Regions from separate parts of the Mus musculus genome. Here region 1 is linked to region 2. A link is a loop called in an ENCODE intact Hi-C map of the cell type or tissue named here. Cell type or tissue: heart. All regions are shown on one strand. Links, peaks and the distances in the headings refer to the core of each region. The heading gives the core; the rest is flanking DNA.

Region 1 (2,916 bases), core at 238-2,737, 67 kb after region 2:
GTGTGTGTTCACACACATACATGTGCATATACCCTGGGGAGAACCCTGCTGGTGGGAATGTAAACTAGTGTATCTTAGTATGGAGGTTTCTCAAAAACTAAACATACAACTACCACGTGGTTCTAGCTCACCACTCCTTGGTACGAACCAGAAGGACTCTGAGCCAGAACAGCACAGGGATTTTTGACCATGCATGTTTATGGCTGCACTATACAATAGCCAAAATATGGAATCCTCATATATGCCTCTCAATAGAGGAATGGATAAAGAAACTGTGGTGCATATATATACTGTAATTTTATTTAGCTGTGAAGATGGCATTAGGATATTCACAAGTAAATGAATAGAACGCAAGTAAAGATTAGTGTGTTAAACAAAATAATCCAGACTTAGAAATACAAGTATCTAATGCTTTAATACAAGTATCTAATCTAATATGTAATTCTATAAACACATATGGAATCTGGATATAAACACACACACACTCAGGAGTCTCTGGCACACAGGACTGTATGCCAATATGGTAGATAGGTTTTATTTTTAGCATATCAAGAACTGGCATTTATCTATTTCCAGTTGTAGATGAAAATACTTTCTTCTACACTACCTGATATGCTCACTAAATATAGACGCAAATATGCGATGTCCTCAGAGCTCTGCTATCAGGCCTTGCCAATGCCCAGTAGAGGATCTGGTATCCACCCAGTTCTGGCCCTTATTAAATCTCTCTAGATCTGCCCTTGAACTTGGGGCTTTGACTTTACAGGGGCATTGGTGGAAGCCACACCACTGCTAGCGAGGCTCCACATGATGTGTGGGTGGATCTTGCTGTGTCTACGCTGTCACACAAAACCAGCTATCCCCATTCCTCTGTGCCAAGTGAGTGGCATACCTTATGATGGCCTTGGTGAAAACAGAGACTGTGTATGTCCCGGGTGTCCTGGAATCTCGGACCATGAAAGCTCCTTCTTTACCCTGGATTGGGTAGAAAGACCGAAAGGTTAGTGATCTAAAAACCAGACTCTGGCACCTAAGGCCACTTTCTTGCTTTGGGAAGGGGGAAGCACTGTGTGGCACAGACTTTCAGTAGCAACAGCCACCATTTCAATCACACCTGAAGCAGTTGTTCATCTGAGGTCCTGTATGGACAGACAGACACAGGTCCTCTCCTTTACAGTTCACCAGGCACTGGACTCTACAGACATTTCCCAACCCTCAGTGTTGGAGTCTGGACACAATTATCCTCTTTGACAACAAGGTCAGCAAGTGAGTGCTGGAGGGATTAAGTGGATTTCCCATGGGTTTGCAGATAGTGAGCAGTGGGGTTGGAGTTTGAACTTCGGCACCTGAGCAAATTCGTTTCCTTGCTCTATGATGCTCCAGCCTCTTCTACCTCTTTTCAGAACACAAAACTTATTCTGAAAACTCCCTCAGTTCCTGGATGGGGCTTAATTTCTCAAGCCCTGCTCACAAAGCTGATTTCACTGAAGGGCAGAGTGAGAAACAGTGCGATGCTACTAGTTGAGAGAGACACACATAGAGAGACATCAAGAGATACAGAGAGACAGAGACAGAGGAGGGTGGGTAGAAGGAAGTGCTGACAGCTTTGCCTGCTCTGATGGAGTCAGCATAGGCAAACAGGCATGCCAGTTCACATGTTCCTGATGGAAACTGTAAAATCTGAACTGTTTGAAGAATCGAATTCCTAGCTCCTCTCCTACCAGTTGTAAACATCTGCAGAGCTTGTTAATTATGACTTACTTAAATTAGACATTGTGAAGGTCATAAGTGAAGGTCACAATTAGACAGGGGACCTTATGTGGAAGTCATACCGTTTATATACACAGGGAAAATATCTACAGCGTAGAATACCAGAAGCCCCTCCATCCATCAGTCCCAAAGGAAAGTTTTTGCATGAACACACACACACACACACACAAACACAAACACACACACACACACACACACACACACGCGCACACACACACACACACACACACACACACAGAGAGAGAGAGAGAGAGAGAGAGAGAGAGAGAGAGAGGGAATGGGTTTACTAATATTTATTCTAATAAGCATTCTGAAAATAGATTTGCCTATTTTAGACATTTTTATGTAGACTCTTTTTGTAAGTGGAATCCATGTGGTTTTCTGAGAGTGGGTCCTTCATTTATAATATTCTTTCCAAGGACCTCCTAGGTGGTGACAGGTGTAAAGACTTCACTCCTACTTGTGGCTGAGTGATATTCCACTTTAGGGACAGATCACGTTTGTTTTCCATTCGTCAGCAGACAGCCACCTTCTGGCTTCTGGGAGTAGAGACTTTTTGTTTGATGGCTTTGCTCAACAGGCATTAGCCACAGTTTACCATTTGCAAAATTATGCAGCTTTGGCTCTTGGTTGGTTGGAATGTGATGGGTTAAACACGAGACAGGAAGAAACAGACCTCAAGCAGAGGCAGATTTTATCTGGTTATGTCATATATTCTAAAGGAAGAAACAGACCAGAAAGACCAGAGGCTCACCAACTGTCTGAAGAGAGGAGAGGAGGAGCATAAACATCTCTTTTATCTAACCAATGAACATCTGGCTGTTTGTGTTGGTGTTACCATTTCAAAGAAGTCATTGTTTTCTGTAAACAAGTTGTGATTATAGCAGTCCTCAGCTGTAAGTTCTCTATAAACACCAGGTGACAAAGGTAGGGTCATAGTCAGGTCTGGCAGAGCATGGGAAAGCCCACACTCTCTTTCTCCACCGTAGTGACTGTGGGCGACATTTGCTGAAAGCAACATGGAGTCTTACTTGGGGCTGAAGCAGCTAAGAGTTTGAGGGAAGCACGTGCCTTACCACATACTTCCTGCAAGGAGCTGAGAGGTAGCCACAGGGGCACAGACCCTGACGTGTGTCCCAGGGGCAC
Region 2 (2,916 bases), core at 172-2,671:
AGGGTTTGATGCTAGGTACCCACATAGTGCTCACAACCACCTGCAACTACAATTCCAGGGTATCCAATGCCCTCTTCTGGTCTCTGTGGGCACTGCATACATGGTGCAGACACATCCCCAGACACAACACCCCTATACATCAGATAAAAGTGAAATCTTTTTAAAAATTCTACTCTTTTCTTCTGTCTCCATGAGCTGTAGAGTGTAATGAAAATTCACATAGGTTTTGACTTCTAGGATGCAACTATGCCTTTAGAGGAAAGATTTTAGGAAAGGGGAAAGGGACATGCAAGAAGACTTACAAGGCCTCCCGTGGAATCCCAGCGAGTCCTGAGGTTGAGCATCACTCACATGTGGGCAGTAACCTTGCTTTAGTGAGAGCAGCTGGGGCCTGCGCTTTATCTTCCTTTTCCCTGAGAATCTTTAGATGCCTGTGACCATCTCCACAGCTTTCTGGCCAATGCCATCCTTTCCTTCCACCAGGGATCTAGGCCCCAGTAATTCTGTGCCCCTGCTTGGCCCCAGCACCAATTACTAACCTTAAAAAACTTATCAATTTTGCTAAGGTTGATTCTCTTCTTGGCATCCAGTTTGTAAATGTTACTGACATTTCCGTCCATCAGATAGAGACCAAAGCCCATCACCTAGAATGAGAAAGGGGCCACGTGTAACATCCTCATCACACCTCCAGAGCAGCTAACAAACATGGGGGCTGTGATGCATGCGTGCACACGCATGTGAGCGTGCACAAATTCACTGGCATCTTGTAGAGACACACGTGCTATTTCAAAATCACACACATTTCCAAATTAAAACAGAAAACACGTGCCTAATTTCAACGAGGAATTTAGTATATTATTACAGCAGTTACTCTGGGGCAGCGGCTGTGGTTAGGGTTTAAGAAGGGTGGCCTCGATTCTAAAGATGAGGAATCAGAGACATAGAGAGGCTGGCTAGAGAGCTTGCTGGAACCACAGACACACACACACATGTTGTTGAGACGATCTGCAAAGGGCTTAGCCTAGGATCTCCATCCAAGTGTGGATTTATAGATCCTCCGAGAGAGAAAGGACCTTGTTGTTTCCCAGAGGTGTTGAGAGGCAGGCACTGGAATAATGATAAGTGACCACAAAGTTCTCCAGAAAAGCAACAATGTGAAGGCCATTGTTAAAGAGCAGATCTCCACCCGAAGATGCTGATACTCCTGATCTGTCAGCCCACCTGCTAGTCACTTTAGGTAAAAGAGCAGCCGCAGGGACAGGGGAAGTCGCTCCTCTCTGTACCTTTATATCTCACGGGGGTGGGGGGGAGGGGGAGGGGGCTAAGAGAAGAAGCAGAGGATGCCTATGACAGCTGCTTCCTGCCTGGTGCATTCTGTCTTGCGGCAACAGCACCAGACTGTCCTGTGAGGGCTTCCATCGCCCCCTGGTGGCCTCTGAGCTCACTAACCAACTGCAAAGAACCAACCTTGCAACAGCTCAAAACAATGCTGGAGGCCTGAAGAGGATAGAAAACGTGTGTGTGTGTGTGTGTGTGTGTGTGTGTGTGTGTGTGTGTGTTGGTGATGGTGGTGTGTGGGGGTGGGGAGGAGCAGGTCTATGCAGACATTCAAGGCTGATAAGAGAGGAAGGCCCAGAACCTGAAGTCATCTAAACCTGCTTTGAGATGGAGTATCGTAAGGCAGCCTGCGGAGCATGAGACTTGGGCATAACTGCTGTACCACCCATGTTTGGACTAGGGAGGAAAGGCGGTTAAAGCTGGGGCAGCCTTTGCTGGTTTCTGACAGCCCAAGGAAGCTGGAGTGAGCGAGTCACAAAAGCCATGCTGCCCTGGGCTATGGTTTCAATATGTTTCGTTTCCCTGAACTCTGGCAAGCATTTAAGCCCCAAAGTCACAGGGCCATGACTTTAAGAGGGTGAAACCTGATGGATGTGGTAGCCTACACTTGTAACCCAAACGTTTGGGAGGCTGAGGATGGGGTACTGAGAATCCAAGGCCAGCCTGGGCTACAGAGAGAATGTCTCAAAAAAAGAAATGCATAAATTAATAAATAAAAAGAGGTTGAAATGTAACCTCCTAGTTATTTAAAGATAGGCCTCTTGGAACAGAATTGGATTAGCTCTTTAGAGGCCCCATGACTGAATACTGGTGTTTCTATTTGGGGACACGAAATAGTTCCACCATGGCATGCCCTCAAAGAAGCCCAATATCACGTCCAGTCTCCAACATTGTGGGCTAATGGCCCAGTCAGTCACGTGTGCTTGAGGCACAAGTCTAAGACCGGAGTTCATTCTCTAGCACCCATGTAAAACCTGGCATGGTGGAGCACGTGTGTAACCCCTATGATGGAGAGGGAGAGGCAAGCCAATCTCTGAGCTTGCTGGTCGGCTCTCCAGGCCTAATGGGTGAGCCCTGGATCCCAGTGAGAGACAGCACGTCAGAAAAAAAAGATTTGGCTGGAGCGATGTCTCGGTGGTTAAGAGCAGTTACTGCACTTGTAGAGGACTCAGATTTGGTTCCCAGCACCCATGCTGGGCAGCTCACAATCGCCCATAACTCTAGGTCTAGGTTATCTGACACTTCTGGCCTTTAAAGACACCCACACTCGTATGCACACACCTATACACTCACGCACGCACGCACGCCTGGCAGGAAGCTGTGTCAGGAGGGGAAGTCTTACCTTGAGCAACATGTGCTTTTCACTGGGCGTCAGGTACATCTTATTCTCATAGTAATCAACACAGATGTTGACAATGTCTGCCAGCAGCTCCTCATAGCCCGGGATCACTTCCAGTTGCTGGTGAAGACACTAAACAACAGCGCCACCCACTGGTCAGGCGGAGCAAACATCTTCCTGCACCACCCAGAAGGCCCAGAGCTGGGCTGAATAAGTGAGCACTTTGATCCCTACCTACT

What was found. Peaks named below come from ENCODE experiments on the same cell type or tissue, not always from the same donor. Only the 100,000 strongest peaks of a DNase experiment are listed, where the experiment ranks them.
Region 1: a loop joins it to region 2, with 7 times the contacts of the local background. A loop is called at or near these places in 2 of 42 quality-filtered maps.

Annotation. Positions count from the first base shown.
Region 1 is chr11:46,341,506-46,344,421 of GRCm38, forward strand. It overlaps Itk (IL2 inducible T cell kinase), which reads right to left. Exons shown (of 17, transcript NM_010583.3): 9 at 893-975. It overlaps Gm12167 (predicted gene 12167), which reads left to right and starts at 782. Exons shown (of 2, transcript NR_152253.1): 1 at 782-1,000. In heart, for the core only: no CTCF peak of the experiment used is centred there; no DNase peak of the experiment used is centred there; H3K27ac peaks cover 445 bases.
Region 2 is chr11:46,274,099-46,277,014 of GRCm38, forward strand. Cyfip2 (cytoplasmic FMR1 interacting protein 2) reads right to left here. Exons shown (of 31, transcript NM_133769.3): 8 at 2,681-2,809; 9 at 540-644. Among named protein-coding and RNA genes, the nearest start is that of Cyfip2, 37 kb to the right of the region's middle. In heart, for the core only: a CTCF peak has its summit at 1,426 (motif pointing left); a DNase peak (open chromatin) is centred at 2,263.